Regions from separate parts of the Homo sapiens genome. Here region 2 is linked to region 1. The links are chromatin contacts, found by Hi-C or POLR2A ChIA-PET in ENCODE. All regions are on one chromosome and are shown on one strand. The core of a region is the stretch at or near the end of the contact, and the rest is flanking DNA. Distances in the headings are between cores, read along the strand shown. Region 1 overlaps ZNF710 (zinc finger protein 710). Region 2 overlaps CRTC3-AS1 (CRTC3 antisense RNA 1).

Region 1 (7,875 bases), core at 3,922-6,421:
GCTGGGGCCTGCTCTATCCTGCCTGCAGGGGACTGCCTCAGTTTCCACGTCTGTATAATGGAAATGGTACCCCCCATCCCAGAGGACTGCCCCGATGGCTAGAAATGGTGTGCTTTCATCCCAGGCCCTGATGAAGTTCAAGCGCAGTGAATGGTCCTATTGTTACTTCCTTTGATTCTTATCTTTGTCCCCTTGAACTTGTGAGCTGAAGTTTTGTCTGCTTTTCCCGTTACACGAAGCTGGTGATCTCTGGGTCCAGGATAGTGTACTTGTTTGGGGGACAGATGTGCTTCTTTGCTTCTGGACTTGGAGGAAAGATATGGAGCCCTCTGGAAACATGAGGCCTGCTGCCCCTCCCCCTCGGAACAGGAACTGGCCATAAAGCTCAGGGAAAAGAGGCGGGCAGGGTCTATCTGGCTGCTGTCCAAAGCTGGTCTCGGCAAGGGGCCTCTTTTTTCTTTGCCCTTGAATATGGGTATTCTCGAAAGGGCAACAATTTATTCTATCTGTGTACTCTGCTAGGGATGCAGTGGTGAGCAAACAGGCAAGGTCTCTGCCCTTGGAGAATGTAATCTAACTGGGATGCCAGAATCTAACTGGGATGGTAGCTATTAGGCAAGTAATTCTATAAATAAATAAATCATTAACAAATCATTTAAAGTTACAATAAGGTCCAGGAAGGAAAAGTATGAAATTTGAGATTGCACAGGACCTGGGGTCTAGACCTGGTCAGGGTGGGGCAGGGGGTCCGGGCAAGCTTCCTGAGGAAGTGTTACCTGGGCTGAAAGCTGAAGGGAGAGGAATGAGGAAGAGCATTCCAGGTAGGGGAAAGCATGTGTGAAGAGGCCGTGTGCAGGTGAGGTCTATTAAAGAACATCGATGAAGTCCACGTGGCTTCACATGGAGGGAGGGGACAGCAGCACGTTGTGGACTTGTCATGGAGGCAGGGACCAACCAGACAAGTTCTGGAGGCCCTTGGTGAGATGTTTGGGCTTGATTGCAAGAGCAATGGGAGGTGACTGGGATGTGGAGCAGGTGGGATGTCGTGACCGATTGGTACAAGCATAAGGCTTGCTTCAGTCTTCTCTCTTTTGACTGACTATTAGCATGCTAGGGCAAGGGACAGCTGCGTGGCAGAACTCTTGAGAGCTCAAAACATTTCCTGCAGGTGGGTTGAATGGTGGAAATTCCTTGCCCCGTACAATCTCCTGTGCACACCTTCATGGTCCCCAGACGGTAGAAGGCAAACAGTCTGGTGGGAGAGCCTGAGCTGGGGGGTGACCCCCATGTTTGACATGGATAGAAGGAAACACAAGGAGTCAAGAGCTCCACAGGCACGGTGGCCCACGCCTGTAATCCCAGCACTTTGGGAGGCCGAGGCAGGTGGATCACCTGAGGTCAGGAGTTCAAGACCAGCCTGGGAAACATGGTGAAACCCCGTCTCTACTAAAAAAATACAAAAATTAGCCAGGCATAGTGGTGCACACCTGTAATCCTAGCTATCTGGGAGGCTGAGGCAGGAGAATCGCTTGAACCAGGAGGTGGAGGTTGCAGTGGGCCAAGATCACACCACTACATTCCAGCCTGGGCAACAGAGCAAGACTCCATCTTAAAAAAAAAAAAGGCCAGATGCAGTGGTTCACACCTGTAATCCCAGCACTTTGGGAGGCCGAGGCGGGTGGATCACCTGAGGTCGGAAGTTCAAGACCAGCCTGACCAACATGGAGAAACCCCGTCTCTACTAAAGATACAAAAAAAATTAGCCAGGCCGTGGTGGCGCATGCCTGTAATCCCAGCTACTCAGGAGGCTGAGGCAGGAGAATCAATTGAATCCAGAAGGCGGAGGTTGCGGTGAGCCGAGATCATACCATTGCACTCCAGCCTAGGCAACAAGAGCGAAACTCCGTCTCAAAAAAAAAAGAGCTCCAGATTAGTCCTGACTGAGGGGTAGGGGCCTTGGGGTCTTGGTTTCCATATCTGTAAAATGATGGCATTGGACAGGAGGGTCCCCAAAGTTCCTTTCAGCCCTGCCGGTGAAGATTCCAAGACCCACAGCCAAAGTGGCTGAAGCACAGGGTCTTCAGCAAGGCCACCATCCTGCCATGGGAGAGCCAAGCATCCCTCCCTTGCAGTAAAGAAGCACGCATGCGTTTACTGGGCATGTGAGCTGCGAGGTGGGAGGATCAGGCCCATGGCTTCTGGGATCCTGGTGTCTTCAGATCATAGGCGGCACATTACTCCTGTACTTAGCATCAAAGAGAAGCTACCATGTGCTTTTTATGCAGCTCTGCAGGCAGCTCAGCATTTGCCCACAGTAATTTGTGCAGCAGACGCCCTGTTAGTTTAGGCAGGCTCATTTCTATAAGAACCAGAGGCCCACCCAACTCACTTCAGGGCTAAGGGGGGTTGATTGCCAGCGAGGGTTCCCCAGGCTAGGGGCAGGGGCTGGGCACCATCCAGAATCCCGGTGCCTTCTGGGATCAGCATTCCCTTGGGCTCTCCTCAGACACCCACCCCGCCACCCCCACTTGCCCAAGCTCTCTGCCCCTTTGTGTTCTGGCCTCACTCTACCCCATGGCGCTCCTTTGTGTGTTCTTTGCACATCTGCTCCTGTGGCTGATGGACTGAGGCTTAATGCAGAGCCATGTTTCCAAGAGAGGAAACTTTGGCCCAAGTTCTTTCAGGGGATGGGGAGGGCCAGGCCATAGGTCTGGGCCCAGCTTCTGTATGAACTGCCCTAGATGGTGGGGGTATGCTATGCTTGGAGGCCCAGGGCTGGAAGTGGGGCAGCTGCCATTAGGCGAAGGTGAGGAAGAAGGCACCTGGGGTGGGGAGGGGCCTCCCACTTGATTCACCAGGCAAGGCCAGGTCACCGAGAGTATGCGTCAACTCTTGCTAATTAACTTCGAGGCCGGGCACGGTGGCTCACACCTATAATCCCAGCACTTCGGGAGGCCAAGCTGGGTGGATCACTTGAGCCCAGGAGTTTGAGACCAGCCTGGGTAACACGGTGAAACACCATGTCTACTAAAAAATCCAAAAATGAGCCAGGCGTGGTGGCGCGCTCCTGTAGTCCCAGCTACTCGGGTGGCTGAGGCACGAGAATCGCTTGAAGCCAGAAGGTGGAGGTTGCAGTGAGCTGAGATCATGCCACTGCACTCCAGCCTGGGTTACAGAGCAAGACTAAATAATAATAATAATAATAATAATAATAATAATAATTTGGAGAATCAGAATCACTTAAGAAGCCTCTAGAAAATCCCATGTCCAGGCCCTGAACCCAGAGATTCTGGTTTAACTGGTCTAGAGTGAGACCCCGGTATTGGCATTCTGATCAAACGATACCAGTTCTGGAACTCTGTGGACCCAGGGTCTCTGTCTTCACAAGAGTTTGTGTCTGAGAAGTCACATCAAAATAGTTCATGCCTCGACATGGGGGCTTCACCCCTCATATCCTTGGGTTTTAGGGTACTGTGACCTCTTAGAGGAGGGAGATCCTCACACAGGGGCCACCCTGTGGCAGTCAGACCCACCTCAGCCCTCAGCTTATAGAAGCAGAGGCGTGGCTCCCAGGTCAGGTGTAGGTGCACCCGGGCCTGGGGAATGGATCAAGAGAGCGAGGGTTGTCAGAGCAGGCCCTGTGGGAGGGGCTCTCTCACCTGGGAGGGCGTCAGGTGAGAAAGCACTCAGAGCTCCTGGGCCTGAGCTCCTGGGGACTCTGCCATTAGCAGGGGAAGGCAAGGAAGAAGGCACTTGGGGTGGGGAGGGCCCTCTGGCTTGATTCACCGGACAAGGTCAGGTCACTGAGAGTGTGCATCTGCTCTTGCTAACTAATTTGGAGAGGCCCTTCCCTATGCTGCCTGGACACCACCCCAAGGAGGAGGCAGGACTGTCCTGGGAGTGAGGTGCTCAGAGAAGAGCAAAGCCTTGGTAGAACTCTCAGGCAAGAGTTTCACTCTCCATCTCACTTACCGCATTCAGTCTTGGTCCCTTGGCGACTGTCAGTTTCCTTCTCTTCCCTTTTCTGTACGCTGGTGTCTTTCTCTAGAGACACTCCCGTGCTGGGCCCCCTCTGTTCCTCTGCAGTCACTGTCCTGTGGGTGGCCTGGCTGTCAGGGGAGATGATCCACAGTGTGATTATTGTATCAGTCAGGGTTCTAGAGTAAGAAATAGAACCAGTAGGAGACACTATATATTTATATATATATATATATACACACATATACACACACACGTACACAGAGAGGTCTCTTTTAAGGAATTGGCTCCTGTGATTGTGGGGGCTGGCAAGTCCAAAATCTGCAGGGCAGACCCGGGGGCTGGAAACTCAGCAAGATTCATAAGTTACAGTCTCAAGGCAGAATTCTTTCTCTGGGAAGCCTCAATGTTTGCCCTTAAGGCCTTCAACTGATTGATGCCCACCCACATTATGGAGGGTCATCTGCTTTTCTTAAAGTCAACCGATTGTAAATGTGAGTCACATCTACAGGATACCTTCATAGCAACATCTAGCTTAGCCAAGCACACAGCCGGGCACCATAGCTTAGCCAAGATGACGCATATGATTTACCACGACAGTGATGGTCTCAGGCTGAGAGAGGGTCCTCATCCTGTCCTCATGTACTTCAAGGGAAGCAGTGCTTGCACTAAATCCTCAAAGATGATGGGAAATTCACCCAGTTCGAGGGAAGGGCAGTCCTGGCAGGGGAATCAGCCTGTGCAGAGGCCCCAAGGTAGGAAACATCGGTGAGTTGGGGGCAGAGGGGCAGTGGAGCCTGCCTGGGAGCCATCTTGGGCAGCAAATGAAGGCATGGGCAGTGCATCCCGCCTACCAAAAGGCTGTGGGGGCTGCGGGGCCGGAGACCTGCATTCTAGCCCTTGCTCCCCCACCGTCTCACTGTGTGACCTTGGACCATTCCCTTCCCCTCCCTGGGCCTCAGTTTCCTCATCTGTTAACAGGGCCGGGTATGGTGCGCATCACGGGGGTTTGTGGGTTGGTGGCCCTGTGTCAGGGGCCCAGCCACTCTGACTCCCAGAGGTGGGGCTCAGTGAATCTGTCCACAGAGAAAGGGGAAGCAAGGCAGAGACAGGATCGCAGGAGGAAGAGACTCTCGAACTTCCCCTGCCCCTCCCCCGTGCCGGCGGCAGCTCCCTGGGCCTCTGGCTCCTGAGGCCTGTGGGCTGGGCAGAAGTGAGACTGTGGCAAGGGGCCCCGAGGCACAGGCCTTCCAGCTCTCGCTTCCTCTTCCCTTCTGCGCATGTGAGTAGAGTTTCCCTTGAAGCCTCCTGCGAGGAGGACAACAGGGGAAACCAAGAGGCTGGTTTCCTTAGGCGGTGAAATCCCGTGCATGTTTTTCACAGCGGGTGTACAGGCCTGGAACTTCCTCTTCTCCTCCCACCTGGTTACCTGTCCCGCCCACTCCAGCTTCAGCCTCTCCAGCCCCAGGGCCCTGGACTCCAAGGGGCAAAAGGCCCAGAGCCACATCCTGGAGGGCTTGAATGCCAGACCCAGGGTCAGGAGCCCCCTCCCCGCTCTTGCTCTGTTGGGTCCTGAACTGCCTCCACGGAAGCCAGTCCTCAGTCCCTGTCCCCACCCCACCCCACCCCCATACTGCAGCCCCCGCCTCCCAGAGATCCGGGTGCTTCATGTGGACTGAGCTTACGCAAGTCAACTCCCCAAGGGTGAGAACTTTAATTTGCCCCTTCTATCTACCCACAAGCAAGCACCTAATAGGTTTAGTAAATGTGCATTAAATCAGTGGCTCAAGCCTGGCACAGTGGCTTAGGCCTGTCATCCCAGCACTTTGGGAGGCCAAGGTGAGAAGATCGCTTGACCCCAGAAGTTCAAGACCAGCCTGGGCAACTTAGCAAGACTCCACCTCTACAAAAACAATGTAAAATTAGACAGGTGTGGTGGCACATGCCTTTAGTCCCACCTACTTGGGAGGCTGAGGCAGGAGGATTGCCTGAGCCCAGGAGTTTGAGGCTGCAGTGAGCTATGATGGCACCACTGCACTCCAGCCTGGACAATAGAGGAAGGCCCATCTCTTAAAAAAATAAAAAGTCAGGCCGGGCGCAGTAGCTCACGCCTGTAATCCCAGCACTCTGGGAGGACGAGGCAGGTGGATCACCTGAGGTCAGGAGTTCGAGACCAGCCTGGCCAACATGGTGAACACCTTGTCTCTATTAAAAATATAAAAAATTAGCCGAGCATGGTGGTGGGCGCCTGTAATCCCAGCTACTTTGGAGGCTGAGGCAGGAGAATTGCTTGAACCCAGGAGGCAGAGGTTGCAGTGATCCAGTATTGCTCCACCGCACTCCAGACTGAGCAACAGAGCAAGACACTGTCTCAAAAAATAAATAAATAAATAAAAAGTCAGAGGTTCAGCTGCAGGGCTGGAGACTGCAGTCTCTGAGCAACCTGGTGATTCAAGGCCAAGATGAGGAGCCAACAGGCAAGCCTGCCTTCCAGGATAAGTTCGAGGCACTGCTGAGGCTGTGTCAGGGAGTATGGGCTCACTGGACCTTCAGGAAATAGTCATCAAATTACATTGATCACGGGTGGTTGGTGATGTCCCAAGCCTGGCCTGGCAGAAGCCCCAGACCTCTGTCTATTGGTTGTTTTTGTTTGTTTGCTTGCTTGCTTTTTCTTTATTTCTATACTTTTTTTTGTTTTGTTTTTTGAGACAGGGTTTCACGCCTGTCACCCAGGCTAGAGTGCAGTGGCGTGATCTCAGCTCACTGCAACCTTCGCCTCCTGGGCTCAAGCGATTCTCCTGCCTCAGCCTCCCAAATATCTGGGGCTACAGGCATGCCACCACACTTAGCTAATTTTTGCATTTTTTTTTGCAGAGATGAGAGCTCATCACGTTACCCAGGCTGGTCACAAACTCCTGAGCTCAAGTGATCCGCCTGCCTCAGCCTCCCAAAGTGCTGAGATTACTGGTGTGAGCCTCCGCGCCCGCCCTTCAGTTGGTGTTTGAGATCTCCCTGGTGGTGGGAACTAGTCAAAGAGTGTCCAGGTGGCCACAAGGTCCTGTTGGTTCTTCCTTCAAAATGGCTCCTGTCGTGCGAGACCAGGTTTTGGGTGTCTTCACCCACTCTCTGCCCTGAGATCTGTGTCCCAAGGGACACCAGCCACCCTGATCCCACCCGACCCTCCTCTGCTCCTAGAGTGATGGGGTCCCCATGAGAGGAAAGGAGCACTGTTGTGAGCAGTGTGGGATGAGAGGAGGTGCTGTCACAGCTTGGGGAAGGGACCCTGGTAACCAGCAGGTAGGTCAATAGTTCCCGTTCCAAGTAGGCTCTTGTGCCCATTTTACAGATCAGGAAATGGAGACAGGTGGAGGAGCCAGGCGACTTGCCCAGCCTTTACAGGACCCATGGGGCAAAGCCGTAGGTGAAGTCACAGTTAGAGATTCCAGAGCTCTGAGGAGACGGCGTCCCTGCTTGGGTGGGGAAGGTCCCCTGCTGGCCCCCAGACGATGAGTCTTTGTTCCCTCCCCAGGGGCTGGCCTGGCCCTCAGGCCTGGGAGGTGGAGGTGCCGAGCCCTGGGAAATAGGGCAGTCCTGGGCTTCCGGTGTCACTGCACGCCCCTCCCCCTCCCGCCTTTGTTTCTTGGCCTCCACAGCCTCATTCTCTCTCCCTCCCCCTCACTCAGGCTCCTCCTCTGCCCCCCCTTCCCTGTCTCTTCATTTCTTCTCTCCCTCTCCCTTTCTCTCTCTCTCTCTCTGATATGTCCTCCCTTCCCCCACTCCCAGCACAACTACAATCAGGCAGCTCATCTGTGTCTATTTCCCCGCCTTTCACATTGACTTTCTCCCCACCCTGGGGACCGAGGGCATCCTGGTGGGAGGCCACGCCACATCCCAGCC
Region 2 (7,875 bases), core at 2,633-5,132, 630 kb after region 1:
AATACAAAAATTAGCCGGGTGTGGTGGTATGCACAGGTGGTCCCAGCTACTCAGGAGGCTGAGATAGGAGGATTGCTTGAGCCTGGGAGTTCAAGAACAGCCTCGGCAATATGGCAAGACCTCATCTCTTAAAAAATAAAAAAAAAAAAAATTAAAAAAACTTGATCACATTTTTCTGGAGGGGAATTTAACAATATTTATCATAAGCTTTAAGTTAATAGTGTAATATAAAATAAGCTGAGCATGGTGGCAGGCACCTGTAATCCCAGCTACTCAGGAGTCTGAGGCAGGAGAACTGCTTGAACCCAGGAGGTGGAGGCTGCAGTGAGCTGTGATTACGCCACTGCACTCCAGCCTGGGCAATAGGGCAAGACTCCGTCTCAAAAAAGAAAAAAAAGAAAAGTTAATAGTGTAATATTATGAACTACTGATACATGAAACATAGGTGAATCCCAAAAACATAATGCTGAGGGAAGAGTACATACACCAGGCGGGTGGCTCACGCCTGTTATCCCAGCACTTTGGGAGGCCAAGGTGGGAGGATCGCTTGAGCCCAGGAGTTCTAGACCGGCCTGGGCAACGCAGCAAGATGACCCATCTCAATTTTTTTTAATTAAAAATAATAATAACTAAAAAAACCCCAAAGCCCAGTGGACTGACAGGCAGACAACATACATACACACGCCCCTGTAGATTTCGAGGTGTGATTCGGACACCTCTGTGTCTCCCTGGTTCCAGTGTCCCCCTCAGTTGATCTGAGGAAAGCAGGACGCACTCACCCCTCCCCCATGGGTGTGGCTGGGGGCGGGCTCCACAGTACAAGCCTCTGCTAAAGAAATCTGCTTCCACCGGGCAGGTGGCTCACACCTGTAACGCCAGCACTCTGGGAGGCTGAGGCGGCTGGATCACCTGAGGTCAGGAGTTTGAGACCAGCCTGACCAACACGGTGAAACCCTGTCTCTACTAAAAATACAAAATTAGCCAGGCGTGGTGGCACATGCCTGTAATCCCAGCTACTCAGGAGGCTGAGGCAGAAGAATCGCTTGAATCCAAGAGGCAGATGTTGCAGTGAGCTGAGATCATGCCACTGCACTCCAGCCTGGGTGACAAGAGCAAAACTCTGTCTCAAAAATAAAATAATAATAAAAATAATAAAAAATTAAAAAAATAAAAAATAAACCTGCTTCCTAGTCTCTGGCTCCTCTCTCTCGGCCTGTCCAACCGCTTTATAAGTTGGATGTGGGTGGTCAATACAGTGACTCAGAACTACCAGTTCTCAGACATTTCCCTCCCAGCCCTGCATAGGTGGTCTAGCATCCCATGCTGGGATTGGGAGGGGCTGCCCTGCCTGTCTGGGGCCTCAGCCAAGCCTGAGGCAGAAGGAGCCTGCTAACTACCATCCAGGTGCTCATTCGAGGCCCCTCTTCTCCTCGCCTCAGGATTCTTTCCCATTCCTATTTACTCAACCTCTCCCTCCTAACTAGAACCTGCCCACTGACATTTAGACATATTTAAATCTCTCCTGAAATTAAAAAAACAAACAAAAAACTGCTTTGAAAACCCCAAATCTCCTTGCAGCTACCTCCTAATTCTCTCCTCCCTTTCAAAGCCAAACTTGTGAAAAAGCTGTCTGCATCCACAATCTCCCTTTCCTCACCTCCCACGCATTCCAGTCTGGCTTCCCCCCTCATCAGTCCCCAGAAGCATCTCTCCCTAAGATGGTCAGCGATGCTCAGACCGCCAGGCTGAGCCTGGAGAGCAGTAAGCTGGCCTGGCCCGGGCAGGACCTTGGCCATGGGAGCAGCAGTAGGGTACACAGTGGTTGGTGTTACCCAGGGTTGTCAATGTCAACTGCAGACGATAAACTAGAACTTCTGTGCAGTTCCAGAAAGAATATCTGGCCTTGAGTCCTGAGGCTATGCCAACACCTACTTACCTTCATTGATTCATTCATCCATTCAATAACTCTTTACTGAGCACACTTGGGCCAGACCCTGAGGTAGGCACCTGTTATAAACTTGGTCTCTACCCTCATGGAGCTAACTGCCTGGGCATTGGTCAGAGTCATGAAAATACACAAAGACGACCGAGATGCTTGATGGAGAAGTACAGAGTGTATTACTGTGGGATCAGATCTAGCCTGAAAGGTCAAGAAGAGATTTTCAGGCTGGGATCTGACCAATGAGTAGGAATTAGCTAGTCCGGGAGGAATGGGGAGAAAGAGATGATAGAAGACTGGGGGAAAGGTGTCTCTTGGGGACAAAGAAGCCAGGGATTCCAGAATTGAAAAGGACCAGGAGGAAGCAAGTAGGGAGGGGTGGGGAGAGCTGGACAGAAATTATTTTTCTCTTCTTTTTGAGATGGAGTCTTGCTCTGTCACCCCGGCTGGAGCGCAGTGGCACAATCTACACTCACTGCAACCTCCACGTCTGGGGTTCAAGCAATCCTCCTGCCTCAGCCTCCTGAGTATCTGGGACTACAGGTGTGCACCACTATGCCCAACTAATTTATTTGTACTTTTAGTAGAAACAAGGTCTCACCATGGTGGCCAGGCTGGTCTTGAACTCCTGAACTCAGGTGATCCGCCCGCCTCAGCCTCCCAAAGTGTTGGGATTACAGGCGTGAGCCACTGTGCCCGGCTGAAATTAGGTTTTTCTCTCTGCCCCTCAGCCTTTGTGCCAAGCCTTTCTCCTGCCTCACTCTGAAGGACTTTAGCATCCTCCACTCCCTTGATGTGGTCGACCCTTTTATTTCTCTTTCTCCCAGGACTCTGTCATGCCCGAGCTCTTGCATGTGCCTCCTCTGACCTGAATGTGAATGTTCTACAGAGCTCTACCCAGGCCTTACTCCCCTTCCCAACTCTTTTTCTTGACATCGTCTCCCACATTAGACTGTCACTTCTAACAGATCTCCAGTCCCAGAACTCTCCCCTGAGACCCAGGTTCAGAGATCTCCTTGCCCAGTGATCATCTTCACACAGATACCCTGCTCACTATCTTAAACACAGCAGATTGTAGAGTTAGAAAATGTTAAGTCTCACTTTCGCTGAGAAAATGTAGAAAGTAACATAAAGCAGCCAGGTGTGGTGGCATGCACCTGTAGTTCCAGCCGCTTGGGAGCCTGAGGCAGGAGGATCGCTTGAGCCCAGGAGTTTTAAGGCCGCGTGGAGCTATGGTCACACCCTGTACTCCAGGCTGGGAAACAGAGTAAGATTCTGTCTCTTAAAAAAAATTAAATTAAAAATAAGCTAAAGCCTTTTTGTCCCCAAAAACTTGATTAAAAATAAATCAACGAAGACACAGAATCTTGAACAGAGCCTGAGCCTTCCACCTGAACCTATACACTTGACGCAGATGGTGGGCTGAGACTAGCCTTTCTTTATGCCGATAAGGAAACCGAAGTCAAACGAGCTTTGATTAGTTGATTAATCATGTTGAAACAAGGTCCCAGTAAAGCTAAATTTAACTGTGGCCTGCTCTAGATTCCAAATTGCATGCTTCCTCTTTTATAGTTTTTGCCAACTCATTGTAATTGGATTGCTGAGTCTGAGTGATGGGTATATGAAGACTTCATTACACTTCTCTTTTGTGCATATTGAAATTTTTCATAATAAAAATCTAAAAGGAAACAATGTCTCTTTTTTTCTTTTCTTTTAGCCTGTCTTGGCTACTTGATTAGTGCTTGTCTACAATGTAACTCTTAAACTTACTGCTATGAGAGAATTGCTTGGACTCATGAAACACGCTTTTTGGAGGAAATTAGGTGATATGAGACATATAACTATGCCCTGTAGTTGCAAATGACATCATTAGTGAATTAGTTTTCTTTTTGCTTCTTTTCTTTGTTCTTCTAACCATATGTGTGTGTAAATGTGTGCGTGTGTATACCCTGAGAATTTCTGTGCAGGGAGGAAGTGGTTCAATCTGCTTGTCTCTGAGCAGCCGTTGGCTTTTAGAATAAAGAAATGACTCTGCCTTGTTTCTGATTCAGATGCAACATGAGGCTTGTTTTCATCCATGAGGTCTAAATTCAAACACCTGTCTTCTCCCCCTATAAAACATAATCCTCTTTCCCCATAACATTGAAGGAGAAAAAAAAACTTGGCTTTACATGCTGTTTAGGTTAGATCTGTAAGAGGAGCTTAAGTGCTGATTACAAGAAACACTGAGAGAATGAAAACTAGTTTGGAAACCTCATGTGGCTCAGAAAACTCCATATGACAAAGATACCACACAGCTTATGTAGGCATCCAGGTCAGAAGGGCAGGTGCACAGGAGCCTAATTTGTAAAGGCCATTGTCATATTCCATCTAAGGACTGACTCAGCCCTCCCATTCCTTCAACCATAACTTTTATTCCTTTCCACACCTCTCCCACTACTGTCTTCATTTCAGCAGAAAAAGACAATCTCTCTTGACCAAAATATGAGGCCTACAATAGTAGCATTTGGCACATTTCACCCACCTTGTTTAAATTTTTATTTTGATATACAGTCATCCCTGGATATCCATAGTGGATCGGTTCCAGGACCTCCCTCAGACACCAAAATCCATGGATGCTCAAGTCTCTGATATAAAATGGGGTTGTATTTGCATATAACCTATGCACATTTTCCCATATACAGAATGTTAAATCATCTCTAGATTACTTATAATACCTAATAAAGTATAAATACTATGTAAATAGTTGTTATATTGTATTATTTAGGGAACAAGGACAAGAAAAAAAAGTCTGCACATGTTCACTACAGAAAATAAAAACATTTCTTTTGATTCAAGGTTGGTTGAGTCCACAGATGCAGAACCCATGGATATGGAGGGCTGACTGTTAAGTTCAAACATAGAGAAATCCCATAAGCACAGTATAAGAAACGCTATAACTTTTACTCTGGCCCCATTTTTTTTCTCTCTTTCTTTCTAAGTGCTGGAGTTTATCAATTTTATTAATATTTTCAAAGAATGAAATTTTGTGGGCTTTTTGAAACAGGGTCTCATTCTGTCACCCAGGCTGGAGTGCAGTGGCACAATCATGGGTTAACTGTAGCCTCTACCTCCCAGGGTCACCTCCCACCTCAGCCTCCCGAGTAGCCAGGACTACAGGCATGCACCACCATGCCCACCTAATTTTTGTATTTTTTTGTAGAGACAGTTTCACCATGTTGCCCAGGCTTGTCTTGGACTCTTGATCTCAAGCAATCTGCCTGCCTCGGCCTCCCAAAGTGCTGGGATTACAGGCATGAGCCACCATGCCTCGCCTAACATATCTTTAAATTTCCTTTGTGATTTATTCTTTGACCCATGAGTTACTTAGTAGTATGTTGTTTAATTTCCAATTACTGGGGGATTTTCTAGATTTGTTTTTGTTATTCTATCTAATATAATTCCATTGTGGTCAGAGAACATCATCTATAAGATATCAGCCTCTTAGTATTTATTGACCTACTTATAGTCCAGCATATGGTCTATCATGGGGAATTTTTTATGTGTCCTTGAAAAAAAAAAGTGTATTCTGTAGTTATTTGGCACAGTGTTTTATAAATGTCAGTTAGGCAAGGTTGGTTAATTGTGTCATTCAATAAAATCACATACTTAGTGATTTTTGTTTTCTTGGTCTATCAGTGACTGACAGAGAGATATTAAAATCTCTAATCATAACTGTGGATTTGCCTAGTTATTGCTTTAGTTCTATTAGCTTTTCCTTCATGTATTTTGAAGCCCCATTACTGTTATGGACTGAATTGTGTCCTCCCCCAAAATTTGTATGTGTAAGTCTTAACTCTGAGTACCTCAGAACATGACTGTAATTGGAGCTAGGGTCTTTACAGAGATAATTAAGTTAAAATGAGGTCATTAGGGTAGGCCCTAATCCAATATGACTGGTGTTCTTATAAGAAGAGGAAATTCTGACACAGACACAGAAAGAGGGAAGATAATATGTAGACAAAGGGAGAAGATGGCCCTCAGAAGGAATCAACCCTGTCGACACCAATGTCTTGGATGTTTAACCTCCAGAACTGTGAGAAAATAAATTTTGGTTATTGACACCATCAGTCTGTGGTGGCTTTCTATGGCAACCCTAGCAAACTAATAGTTACTAAGTGCACACATTTAGGATTGTTAAGTATTCTTGATGAATTGATTCTTCTATAAAGTTTTTCTTCTTGTATCTACTAGTACTCCTTATCTTGATGCCTACTTTGTTTGATATGAATACAACCACATCAGCTTTCTTGTTTGTTCTTATTCTTGTTTATATTTCACCTTCTTATCTGTATTAAATATATATTTCTCTATCCTTTTATTTTCACTTTTTTGGTCTCTATATATTCAAAGTGTGTCTCTTAAGACAGCATAGCCAGGTGTGGTGGCGCATGCCTGTAATCCCAGCACTTTGGGAGGCCAAGACAGGCAGATTGCTTGAGTCCAGGAGTTTGAGACCAGTCTGAGTGACATGGTAAAACCCCACCTCTACAAAAAAATAAAAAAATTAGCCAGACGTGGTGGTACGTGCTTGTCATCCCAGCTACTTGGGAGGCTGAGGCAGGAGGATCACTTGAGTCCAGGAAGCAGAGGTTGCAGTGAGCTGTGATCATGCCACTGCATTCCAGCCTGGGCCACAGAATGTGACCCTGTCACAAAAAAAAAAAAAAAAAAAAAAAAAATCCCCGAAGCCAAAACAAAACAAAATAAAATCCAGCATAGATTCGGGTCGTTTTTTATTCTGTTTAATAATCTTTGCCTTTTCATTGAAGTGTTTAGTCCATTTATATTTAATGTAATGATTGCAATGATTGTGTTTAAATCTACTATATTGCTATTTGTTTTCTATTTGTGCCACCTATTTTTCATTCTGTTCTCTTTGCCTGCCTTCAATTAATCAAATATTTTTATTAGTCCATTTTATTTCTTCTATTGGTTTCTAGCTCTACCTCTTTATATAGTATTTTCAGTTTAGCTCTAGGTGATTACAGTATGCATTTTTATTTATTTATTTATTTATTTATTTATTTATTTACTTATTTGAGACAGAGTCTCGCTCTGTCACCAGGCTAGAGTGCAGTGATGCAATCTCTGCTCACTGCAACCTCCATGTCCTGGGTTCAAGTGATTCTCCCGCCTCAGCCTCCCAAGTAGCTGGGACTACAGGTGCACACCACCACGTCCAGCTAATTTTTTGTATTTTTAGTAGAGACGGGGTTTCACCATGTTGGCCAGGATGGTCTTGATCTCTTGACCTCGTGATCTGCCCGCCTCGGCCTCCCAAAGTGCTGGGATTACAGGCATAAGCCACTGTGCCCGGCCTACATTCTTAATTTATTACATTTTGCTTAGAATTAATTTATCCATAAAATGTATAACCTAAAGAGAGAATAATTTCATTTACCCTACCTGTCCTTCTGCTATTATTGTCATATATTTTACTTTTACATGTTTTATTTTTATTTATTTTTGAGATAGAGTCTCATTTTATTGCCCAGGCTGGTGTGCAATGGTACAATCACGGCTCACTGCAGCCTCAACTTCCCAGGCTCAGGTGATTCTCCCACCTCAGCCTCCTAGGTAGCTGAGACTACAGGTACACATCACCATGCCAGTCTAATTTGTTTGTATTTTTTGTAGAGAGGGAGTCTAACCACGTTGCCCAGACTGGTCTCAAATTCCTAGGCTCAAGTGATTCTTCTGCCTCAAACTCCCAAAGTGCTGAGATTACAGGCATGAGCCACTGTGCCTGGCCTTACATGTTTTAAATCTTACAATAAATTATTATTGTTTTTGTTTGGTCAGTTGTTTTTTAAAGAAATTATTTTTAAAATTAAAAAAATATAGGCTTTTATATTAGCCCATATAAGATGTTCTTCATTCCTTTCTGTAGAATG

What was found. Hi-C counts contacts between places; a loop is a spot of excess contacts on that map. ChIA-PET counts read pairs that join two places held with the same protein, here RNA polymerase II (POLR2A). Pooled maps may share reads with other maps.
Region 2: a map with no recorded cell type shows a loop between it and region 1 (12-fold over the local background). The contact joins two enhancer-like sites. A Hi-C loop is called at or near these places in 2 of 37 single-sample maps with no recorded cell type and 3 of 50 pooled maps. POLR2A ChIA-PET finds 5 or more read pairs at or near these places in 1 of 52 experiments (activated CD4-positive, alpha-beta T cell).

Annotation. Positions count from the first base shown.
Region 1 is chr15:90,054,505-90,062,379 of GRCh38, forward strand. The region is part of intron 1 of ZNF710 (zinc finger protein 710); the gene reads left to right. Among named protein-coding and RNA genes, the nearest start is that of ZNF710-AS1, 24 kb to the right of the region's middle. RefSeq lists enhancers at 1-518, 4,399-5,110, 4,936-5,055, 5,176-5,235, 5,246-5,295. Within about 2 kb of position 5,172, at least 23 of the 41 ENCODE cell types and tissues checked have a DNase peak (open chromatin) inside an H3K27ac peak, as active enhancers do.
Region 2 is chr15:90,682,774-90,690,648 of GRCh38, forward strand. The region is part of intron 2 of CRTC3-AS1 (CRTC3 antisense RNA 1); the gene reads right to left. Among named protein-coding and RNA genes, the nearest start is that of LINC01585, 26 kb to the left of the region's middle. RefSeq lists an enhancer at 284-784. Within about 2 kb of position 3,883, at least 3 of the 41 ENCODE cell types and tissues checked have a DNase peak (open chromatin) inside an H3K27ac peak, as active enhancers do.